Regions from separate parts of the Mus musculus genome. Here region 1 is linked to region 2. The links are chromatin contacts, found by Hi-C in ENCODE. All regions are on one chromosome and are shown on one strand. The core of a region is the stretch at or near the end of the contact, and the rest is flanking DNA. Distances in the headings are between cores, read along the strand shown.

Region 1 (5,479 bases), core at 2,931-5,430, 39 kb after region 2:
CACATTTTCAAGCCGAGAGTTTTTAAGAAGTTAGGAATAACAACCCCGCCCTCCCCAAATGATATGTATGAAAGAGGTAAATAACAAAAAAGGATCAAACTGTAAATATATTAATTAAAAATAAATTTATGTAAATCATGACCAGATTTCTGTCTCCACTCTCCCAATCTGCCTTTTAATAGATTTTGTTTGCTCGCTTTCTCTTTCTGGCCTCGAAGTTTCCCCCCTTCCCATCCTCCTCCTCCTCTTTCTCTCCTTTCTCTCACCCCTCCCCATGTTCCTCCTCTTTAGTCATTATTATTATTATTATCTATAGCTTTATGAAGATGTTCCAGTAGATACCAATAAAAATACCAGAACTCAGATCTAAACTCAGATACTGAATTTCAGAAAGACACAATTAATTTTCTGCTTCCATGTGGAGTACGGGCAGTAAAAACACTTGTCCATTTATTCTTATCTTCATCTTCATCTTCATCTTCATCACAATAATTGAAATAATCCTTGACAGATTCCAAGGAAAGGTAGAAAATGCCAGAAATGGAGACAGGGTTTTTATGGAAAACCTTAGAGGCCTCGGGAACATAGGAGAACTGGATGTTGAAACCATGTCTCACTTGTCCTCTTTGAATCAGTCATGGAGAAAAGGAAGAAAGAAGAAAAGAAAAAGGGAGGGGAAGGGAGTGGGGGAGGGATGGGAGCTGAAGGGAAAGGAAGGCTGTTCAGGAAGGGGAGTGTGGGAAGAGACGAGGAGAGGGAAGTAAGACCAGCCCTGCTGTTTGCGCACAAGGCAATGAATTCCATTGCCTACAGTGAATGCATGCCGGCCTTTTAAAATAAAGATTCTAGCTGATGAGGAAATCTCAGGAGTGCCCACCCCCACCATTTTAATCCATTCAGTTATATAAAGAAAGAATGATATTCAAACTGTCATATTGCTGCAGACAGAAGAAGGCCGAGAATTGAGATGATCTCAACAGAGATATGGGAACAGTATTTATTTATTTTTTTTGGTTTGGTTTTGTTTGTTTAACTATCTGTGGAGCATGTGGATGACTGCACATAGGAAGAGGGCTTTCCCATTTAGAAGGATTAGTGTGGAGGGGTGAAATAAGCTCAAGGACACAGAGAGGGTAATCAATCTAGACCAAAGGAAAATGAACCTGCCATCGAGCATGTGTTCCTAGACCCTCAGTGGTGAACAGGTGAGTGTGTGTATAGAGATCCAGTAGACACAGACATGATAGATAACCACAGTGTGGAAACAAGGCACTACATACATGTGTCATGTCTGCAAATTTGCATATAGGTATGCATGTGTGCATGAACAATGCAGAAACGGGCCTGTCCTGCACTCTCTGCTTGTCACTTTTGGAAAGACACCAAATTGAATGGAGTAGGCAGCTGCCTGCATGTCCCTACTCTGATCCTGTGTTCAGAGTGCCGAGCAAGACAGAAGGACTCCTGATTTCTAACCCGCCTTTGCTTTCCACTCACAAAGTACTTTTCAAATTCTAGCAATGACAAGGGTCACAGAAAACTGTTTTAAGAAAATAAAAGTTAAAGTAGTAAGTCCCCATCCCCACAGCATAGGCTCCCCAGTTATTTTTAAAGTATAATAGGAGTGCTTATCAAATTTGACAAATAATTTGTGCCAAAAGTTTATGATGTGCAAGGCCAAGTGCATATTTATTACTTGAGATGGTTTTAATGGTGATGGAAAAATGAAGAATTGTGCCCAGGAAATGAGTTCTCACTGTTTTGACTCAGAACCTAGCTCACTGCACGCTGCTCAGGGCCCAACTAAAGACGTTTCCAGCCATTAGGTGATGGGTTTGGTAGACAGGCCTAGTGTTAAACTTTACTAGAGGTAGAAAACCTGAGCTCTATCTGCACTTTCTGACCTATAATGCTGCCATAGAATTACTTACAACTTTTAAACAAGCCTTCAGAGTCCAACTGACCTGGCAAAGAGGCACAAAGCAGTAAGATCGTGGACATTTTATAATTTGGGAACACAGCATCACAGTTGCCCTGGAAGACCTTAAATTTGACGTTGGTCTCATTTGGATTTCATAAGCTAAATAAAATGCTGGAGTGCTGTGTACTCTCCATGGATGCTTCATTAGTGTTTTACTGTACTAATTTATTTTTCTAAAGCATATAATAAAATGTTGCTCCCTGAAAGTGCATTTCCTGTAGATACCACATTAATTTATCACATGAAAAGAAAATGTAGGATCTGAGTCATTTTTTGCTTAATAAAGTACATAATTTAAAGCCTTAATATGTTCTCAACACTAAATAAAAATGTGTCTTGAAATGCTAAACACCATTTTCAAATACAAATGATCATGTGTGTGTGTGTGTGTGTTTCTAACAGTAAGTTTCTAACACACTCTAAGGAAAACTGTCAGAGTCCTATAGAAAAATATTTATCCTCAGTATTATATTAAGCTTGGTCTTTATAAAAACCGTTCTATCTGTTAGCAATTTATCAACTATCCTTTATCTATATATTGGTTAATAATCTATATTTTAGAATAAAGTATTTAGGAAAGTTGATTTAAAGGTTTCTAGGACCCTTTATGTACATTTTTATGGTGAATTCAAAGATGTTTCTTGTGCAAAAAATATCAATATCCTAATTTATAATTTGGGGGTGACTTGCTCTACAATCTGAAGGTACCTTAATGTTCTTTCTCACCCATTTAAAGAAAATCGGAAAATTGCCCCGAGTGGGGACTTACAGTGGAAATATGCCAATATATGATAAAATGTACAATCTTCAATTCTTCTCTATAATTCTCTTTACATTATAACAAAAATCATAGAGAGCTCACGACCTGGGAAGTAGTTGGTGCATTGTGACAAGATTCTGTGGTGCCCTGCATTGTTTAAAATCATCTTATGCCAGATAAACCTCATCCAAGCAAATTCGCAACTTACCTAACTGGATTTTCTTTTGAAAAAAAAATCCATCTTTCCAATTAAAAAGCAAAACAAACTTATTGTGATAACATCAACAAACAAGTATCTGAGGCTGCATTTCTTTTCCAGGCCCTCAGACAACACAGAGCAGACGTTAGCCGGCTTAGTACCAGGGATTTCTTTGGAAACGAGAGGAGTGAACATCAGGAAAAAAATAAAATTGAATTCTGATACAATTAACTATTTTCCCCATTTAAAAGTATCTTAGATTAAACACTACAAGGAGAAATGCCATCTAGCTGTAACTTGATAATCAACTCATGTCTCAAAGAGAAACTACTCCAGAAATAATTATTGACCAGACCAGATATGTAAGAAGGACTGAACCTTCAGTAAGCAGTGCCTGCCTGGTCACCCTGTCCTGAAGGACACAGCATTTGTAGGAATTTTATGAACTGTAACACACGTCTACCTTTTCAAGGCTGTACTCTGTACCCATCACCCAGGAAGGGCGGTGGCTCTACCAGAATTTCCACAGCAGAATTCATAGGAAGCATTATCTCAGAACTAAAATGATTAATTCAAAACACATTCGATGGTAAGACAACACGGAGAGTTTTTAAAGCACCTAATGTGCTCTTCAGCCTTTCTGTAGCTGAGCATTCAAAACCCTATTTTAATAATCATTAACATTTGAGGAAACAACCCTTTGTCTGAAGAGACTGGCTTACACACAAGCAAAGCTGTCTCGTGATTTTAAACCTTTCATATTTTGATCAAAAGCATTAAAAGCTGACTTAATTAACAATTCCTCTAACCATAGCAGATGCAGGTTGGATCAATTGCTTTAGCTACATTCCTGAACAGTTTCCAAATAAAGAGAGACAAAGAGAGTCAACTTTCCTATTAAAGTGTGATCTTTCCCCGAAACATTTATGTATTTTGAACAGAAGCAGTGTATGCTGCCCTCCACTAGGCCTTGTTTCTCTGAACAACGGCAAACTTGAACATGGAGTAACGAATCTTCTTACTTTCAATATCCATCACACGCAACTTTTAAAAATAGCCATTTCAACCTAGCCTTTGCCACAAAATCAACAAAATACAAGGAAGTAAAAATGAATATGGGTGTGCTTACCTGTGACAAAGACTTCTGTGTCCAGAAGGGCAAATCCAAAGGCCAGAAGTTTGAGCCACAAACCCATGGTCATATCTGGAGATCAGCTGTGCCCCTAAGAAATAGGGTCTCCCTGAAAGGCAAAATAATGGTTATCTCTCTTGAAGTTTGTCTCTGTAAAGCTAAGTCAAAACTAAAAGAAAAGAACGCATACTTTGCACTCTGTCTTATCAGATGGGGAGCAAGTTTCCTACTCTCTTACCCTAAGAACAAACCACTTGCTAGCTACATGCACTGCTAAATGGTGATGTCAGATTCGGTTTTACTAACTTCTCCAAAAATACTGTAAAGGGTCCTCTTTGCAGGAAGTTAAAAAAAAAAAAAAAAAGGTCGTTCAAAGTCAGTGCAATGGCTTCTTACTTCCTTAATTCAAGTAATTATGCTGTTAGCGGTTCGTCTCAATTTTCCTCTAAAGGAAAACAGTTTTAAACTATATAAATATTGCTCCTTTTTAATATCTTTTTAAGGAAGCTTTATTCAAAAACAATACATCCCTCCCAAGTCATCAATAATTTTCTTACCCAAGATATGACAAGCTTCCACATGAGTATAACAACATAGGGGTTGGCAAGATAACACAGTGACTAAGCTGGTACGAGGCTCTGAAGTTCGTTGAAGACGACCAAGTGACCCAAACCAACTGTCTTTCTGCTTATGTCTGCCAACTCCTGTTATTTACCATAAGGAGCTCAGACTCAAATGGTATGCCTATTTCCTCGGTGATGTGGCTTTCCTATGCAAAACTACCTTCACTGGCTTTAAAGAGCCTCCCAATTTGTTTTTCAGGGCTGCTGGTGGTGGTTTCATTGAGTTTTATGCAGGTATCTCCTTGAGTGGTGGAGTGAGACTCTCCTCTGTGCATCAGTGAATTCTGCTTCAAGACAGGAGTGCCCCTACATTTGGGGTTGCTCTGTGCTATTTACCAATGAAAGAAGAGCAATGAAAACCAAGCCTTGTCTTTTACAAAGTTAACTTGTTTCTTTTGATCATAGTATTTCCCCACCCCACCACACACATCCCTGATCAATTTCACATGTATATTGAATTTGCATTATTTCCCCCCACTCTCTCTTTTCCCCAGAACCCTCCTATGTCCAAATACACAGATTCATCCCTAATTCATACCATTTATTCTTTAACTTTTATTGCTACACACACACCTACAAATAAACGCATCCCTACACACACATACACTCATACACACACACCCCTACACATGTATACACACACTCACACACACACACACACACACACACACACCTGAAGGTATAACCTACTGAGTTTGTTTAGTGGTGTATGTGTGTGTGTGTGTGTGTGTGTAGATGTGTAGATGTGTAGGTGTGTGTGTATGTGTCTGTGTTTGTCTGTGTG
Region 2 (6,080 bases), core at 3,200-5,699:
GTCAGAAAGAGGGAGGGAGGTGGGGGCAACTAAGAGACACTGTCTAAAATCTTTTGTAAATCAAATATTATAATTCATATACCATTCAAAAATGGTGGAATAATATTTCCAAGTGATGACAGAGATACAGGAGTCAAGGTAGGAACAAAATAGTAGTCTCGGTGACTGTAGGCATATAGTGCAATTAAACATTCAACCCTAGCTTTCCCAATCTGCTTAAATCATAAATTAAAAATAAGGACAGTGTTAGCCTGCAAAATACAACTGAGGACAAAACCAGAAGATGTTTAATGAATGAAGGCACTTTAAGATCAGATAGTAAAAAAAAATTTTAATACAGAAACAATGTCTACCTATCTTCTGAACCCAGATAATTGTCCCTCACACTATCAAATACAGCTTTCTGTTTGTGATTATATTTGAGTACTAATAACATGCGTGCAACACTAATAAACATCATGTGCTTTCGCTCTTTTATATTTGGCTAAAAGTATCATGTTATCAATTTCAATTATGTTAATTAACTAAGTAAGCAAGGAAGAGGAAAGTAAAGACTGAAACCCTGGACGAAGTGGAACACAGCGAAACCTTCACAACTGGGAGAGGAAAGCTGGGGGCTCCTGAGTTCAAGAGCATCCTTAGATCAGAGCAAATTCCAGACAAGTCTTAGCTGCACAAGATTCTCAGTGAACAAAAGTGAAAGTAAATCCAGGTGGCCATGTGAGAAAAATTGTTTCCCATTTTTGTTTTCTTGTCTTATAATAAATGCCTTCAATTTAAGGGTGAGTAGGTAGGGGAGCAGGGTGGGCGGAGGATATAGGGAACTTTTGGGATAGCATTTGAAATGTAAATAAAGAAAATATCTAATAAAAAATAAAAATAAAAGGGTAAGAACATAGATGGGTAGTTCCTGTGTGGTTATGGCAACACTAATGTGTAGTAATGGCAACATCAGAGTCTTTGAACTGGATGCAGATGTTTTCAAATGATCCATGTTCAAGGCAAAAAAAGTTGAGGGGGAAGATTGTGAGTTTGAGGCCATCTTGGGCTATGGTGAGAGGCTTTCTTGAAAACCATCATCACCTCAAAATTCTATCCAACCACCATCAGAGAAGCTTCCTCCTGCAGGAGATGGAACAAAAGCAGAGACTCACATGCAGACATTACAACACAGAGAGCTTGGAGCACACAGTCCTAAATAAGATGTTTCCACCCATTCCTTCCCATTAGACCACAGAAGAGGAGGCAGAAAAAGTGTAAGAGCCAAACTGGATGAAGGACACCAGGATAATAAGGCCTTCCAAATCAACTGAGACAGGTCATGTGAACTCACAGAGACTAAAGCATCAGGCTCAGGGCCTGCATGGGCCTGTACCCAATTCTCTGCATATATATAAATTACAGCATTCAGTTTAGTGTTTTTATGGGACTCCTGAGTGTGTGGACAATTGGGTCTCTGACTCTTGTGCCTTCCTTTGGGCTCGTTGCCTTCTGTTGTTTGCTTGTCCAACTTTGATATGAAGAATCTTGATTTACCTTAGTGAATTTTATTTGGTTACATTTTGTTGTTATCACTTAGAAGACTGCTCTTTTCTAATGAGAGACAGAAAAGGAGTGGATCCCGATGGGAGGGGAGATGGGGAGGAACTGGGAGGAGAAGAGGGAGGAAAAACTTTAATCCAGATATGTTGTATGAGAAAAGACATTATTTTTAATAAAATGGGGAAATATTTTTTTAAAAATCATCATTGTTGCAGTCATCACCATCATCACCATCATCTCCTCCTCCCCCTTCTCCTCCTCCCCCTCCCCCTTCTCCTCCTCCCCCTCCCCCTGCTCCTCCTCCCCCTCCCCCTTCTCCTCCTCCTCCTCCCCCTGCTCCTCCTCCTCCTGCCCCTGCTCGTCCTCCTCCTGTTCCTGCGCCTCCTCTTCCTCTTGTTCCTCCTGCTCCTCCTCTTGCTCCCCCTGCTCCTCCTCCCCCTCCTCCTCCCCCTTCTCCTCCTCCTCCTCCCCCTTCTCCTCCTCCCCCTTCTCCTCCTCCCCCTCCTCAAAGTGCTCATCATCCCTTGACATTCTCCAAGGTACCCCAGCATAGGAACACAACAGGACTGTGGAGGCCACATCTTAACACATCCCAGATTATATCAATGATGTGCATCTGTGTATGTGTATATGCCTTGGTATAATCAGCACTGTAATAGTCACTGATATAAAACACAAATCCTGTAGTTGTATCATTAGTGGGCTGACAACCAGGTTCACAGCACAAACTCTGTACAAAAATGAGACTGTAGGCGGCCACAACACGACCTGTGTGCTTGTTATTTTCTTACGTTGGAGTAGAGATTTGGGTAGAAGAGGAAGCATTGCTGGTGGCGATATTTCCCCACCCACTCACTCGTCTGAGACAGTTCCCAGGATAGACCTAATTTTAGACTTAGAATATCTATTTTAGTCTTCGGTGGCTATCTATTTTCCATTTTTTTTTATCCAGAAGTGTAAACCTGATGTTGAAAATATGTGCCAGGTAGCAAAAAGTATCTAACTGTACTAATTAACATTTTACTATGTATGATTTTATAACTCTTTACTTCCTCTGAAATAGAGTAAGATCATAGTGAACGGATTATATAGAGGCACCCACACGTGTTGGCACCCGTGCTAAAATGCTTTACTGTTTTCAGGGCCAAGAATAAAAGTCACTATTTCCAGTAAATACTAGGTGTATGACACGGTGCTGAGTGATGTTTTATGAAATATTAGGTGCTGAATGAGGTTAAATTATACTTTATATAACATTACAGCAATTCGGTAAAGCAGATAACACGCTCTTCTTACTTAGAGATAAATATCATAAACAAATAGGTGCAAATCTAGAGAATGTAAAGTTTAAACTTAACTGACAATCTGTCTGATATAAAAAGGCTTATTTAACTGCACTGTGATAAGAAAAAAATTAATATTAAAGTCAGTATTTGTGCTGAACAGCTAGGAAAGAATTAACAATGATCAGAATACCTTATATGCACCATCAAAATGGGACCCAGAGGATGACACAGTGAAAGGCAGTAGTGTTTTCCTGCATTGTGTTTTGTAGGAGAGAAGATCTAGTCATGCTTTAAACTAGGTATGCAACCTGAGCCACCCTCCAACTTACAATGCTCCTCCTGCCACAGTCTTCCAAGTGATAGGGTTATAGCCATGTACTCTCACACCCCCAAAAACATTATCATTAAAAATGAAACAGTTAGCCAGGTACTCTACATAAGACACACATACACAATTGCATTCTGCTGTAAAGAAGAGTAAGTCACAACATTCACAGGAAATTAGATCAAATTATAATGTTCAATGAAATAAGCTAGCCTTGGGAAGATGTATATCACATGTTTTGTTCTTATGTGGAGCTGTAGCTCTCTCTCTCTCTGTGGTGTGTGTGTGTGTGTGTAACTTATAAAAGGCATAAAATAAAATGTGGCTGATGAGATGGAAGAAAGAACTCTAAGAGGAGAAGGGAAATAATAAAAGGCTAATGGACCGTATAAGGCATGAAAGCAGAAGGAATGGCTCTTAGGGGAGGAAGAGGGCCTGAAGGGGAGGAAAGGGGGCAGCGCTCTGGGGGAAGGACAAAGAACAATGCATACGTATAAAAATGTCCACAATCACACTCACCACTGTGAACGCTAACTAAAATGCTGGTAAAAGTGAAAATTGTTAGACGGTGACAGTACAAAAGGAAAATTTTCATTGTTTACAGGGAAAGGACACATAACGAGAAGCCTGAAGCATACTGGAATGAGGAGAGCAGCTTGGCTTGACTGCCCAGACCCTCTCAGAGAGAAAAATAGAAAAACAATAATAGAAAAACATAGAAAAAATTAAAAAATAGAAAAACAAGTTTGAATATGTCCTTATTAGTATTTTCAAGATTTCAAAACAAATAAAACGATGGCGTGTGTGTGTGTGTGTGTGTGTGTGTGTGTGTGTGTGTGTGTGTGGTGTTAGCTTAAACAAAAAATAAACAGAAAATGAGAGCTACATTGTGGGACATCTACCACCAAACTGTTATCAGTCTCATGAAGAGTATCAAATGTCTCCCCCAAGATTGCACCCAGTCCTCCAATCTCCCCAGAGCAGCGGATAATCAAAGCCAAGGTTGATAAATGCCCAACTAATTTTTTCTCATCTCTCAGTCATGAAAGTGCTGAACAGAAACACTTGGCGCGCTTTCAAAATCATTACAGTACAGGCATAATGGGAAAAGCAAGAGAGAGGCAGCTTTCCTCCGGAGAGGTTTTCGGTGTGCTGTTCGGCTGCTGTTTGCAAAAGCTAAAGGCTCGCTCGCAGCAGTGCCTCTACTGCCCTTGTGGTTTCTTCTCCTCGCACACTTCTGTTTTTCTCATTCTAAGTCTTTATAGGAAAGGAAGAGGCGCAGCTCATGCGGTTAAGCACAGAAGAGCTTCCAAATGGTGCAACCGGTTGCCATAGCACCAGCATAATCAGCCCTATCTCGGGGTAAAACCGCAACTTCTCTAGCTCATGTTGAAGCCGCCTGGCTGCACACTTTAACTGCTACGAAATACCGAATTTCAGGTTGACTTGACTTTGCTCTAGTGAAATCGTATTTCAACAACGAGGCTAACTTTGTATAATGATTGGTTTGATTTCAGAGGCACTTCCCTTTGCAAGGTAACTTACAAATGATACTTTAATGTCAAAATATTAAATCCCATCTTATATTTAAAAATACAAACAGGAATTGTGTAATGAAACTCGGACTGAACATATTACAATAAGAAAAGTCTAATAGAAAATGGAACATGTTCCTTTCCATTCAAGATTATGAAATGATCAAAGATAATCAGGCAGGATTTTTTTCCATATTTGTGAAGAATCCTCTGTTATAATGTACTAAAATAATACCTACCAGTAGGAAGTACAGTATCACCATCTTTGGGAGCCAATGAGCTAAACTACTTAAGTTGGATAACTTCCTAAATGTTACACCTGATAGTACCATGAAAGCAAGGCCTGAAGGAGAGATGCATGCTGGTCTTTCCTCTGCCTGGGCATATCAACGGACAGTCATTTGCCCTGTGTTGGAAACATTTTTCCATGGTGAGGATTTTTACTAACACTCTTACATGTTGATTACCTTATTGTTCCATGATAAAGAAAAATATGAAAATAGCCTGCCGATGTTCATAAACAATATTGGGGTTGTGAGATATCGCCTATTTAGTTGCTTAAGAAAAACTCATCTTGGGCCAGTTCTTCAGGCTTTCTGTCAGCAGAAAGGATATTGTCTGTCTGAAATAAAATAAGTAGCATGCTGAATCCTGACACCTGTTGTAATATTTCAGGCGGCCTGCATCTTACCTCGATTTCACTGATTTTCAACCTGTGGGTCATGACCGCTGGAGGAGTCTCATATCAGATATTCTACTTACCAGATATTTACATTACAATTGATAACAGTAGCAAAATTATAGCTATGAAGTAGTAACAGAAATCGTTTTTATGGTTGGGGGTCACGATACCATGAGGAACTGTATTAAAGGGGTCACAACATTAAGAAGCTTGAGAACCACTGATTTAAGTGTTACAAAAACCATCCTTCCTCCAGGAAGTCTATTCAAGGTCTGCCTGGGTCTAGGGCTGCAATTCAGTTGTACTAGCCCTTACCTAACATCAAGGAGGCCCTGAGATGAAGCCCCAGAAGAGCCAGAATCAGATGTAGTCGCTTCTTCCTATAACCCCAGTAATCAGGAAGTGGAAACAAAAGACTCAGAAGTTTCAGGCCATCCTCATACTTGGCTACACAGACAATGCAGGGCCTCAGGCGACGCTGTAAAAATTAAAAATCCCCAAACACCTACTTGGATCTAGATTTCCTACTCAGGGCTCCTAGACCTCCAATTCTCAGACATTCGTTTTATTTGTTCGTGGGTCTGAGACAGGGTCTCATGTAGCCTAAGCTTCATGGTTGCTTATGGTTATCAAACTCATTGTGCAGCCAAGATGACCTTCAATTTATAATCCTTCTTTCCCTGCTTCTGTCATGCTGGTGCTGGCATTAC

The links. Hi-C counts contacts between places; a loop is a spot of excess contacts on that map.
Region 1: a loop to region 2 is called in a map of T-helper 1 cell, with 3 times the contacts of the local background. The contact joins the promoter of Ptprc here to the enhancer-like site in region 2. A Hi-C loop is called at or near these places in 8 of 37 maps with a recorded cell type or tissue (T-helper 1 cell, T-helper 17 cell, T-helper 2 cell and 3 more).

Annotation. Positions count from the first base shown.
Region 1 is chr1:138,170,946-138,176,424 of GRCm38, forward strand. Ptprc (protein tyrosine phosphatase, receptor type, C) reads right to left here and starts at 4,181. Exons shown (of 32, transcript NM_001111316.2): 1 at 4,070-4,181. The coding sequence starts at 4,142.
Region 2 is chr1:138,132,155-138,138,234 of GRCm38, forward strand. The region is part of intron 1 of Ptprc (protein tyrosine phosphatase, receptor type, C); the gene reads right to left. Among named protein-coding and RNA genes, the nearest start is that of Ptprc, 40 kb to the right of the region's middle. Within about 2 kb of position 4,450, at least 1 of the 3 ENCODE cell types and tissues checked has a DNase peak (open chromatin) inside an H3K27ac peak, as active enhancers do.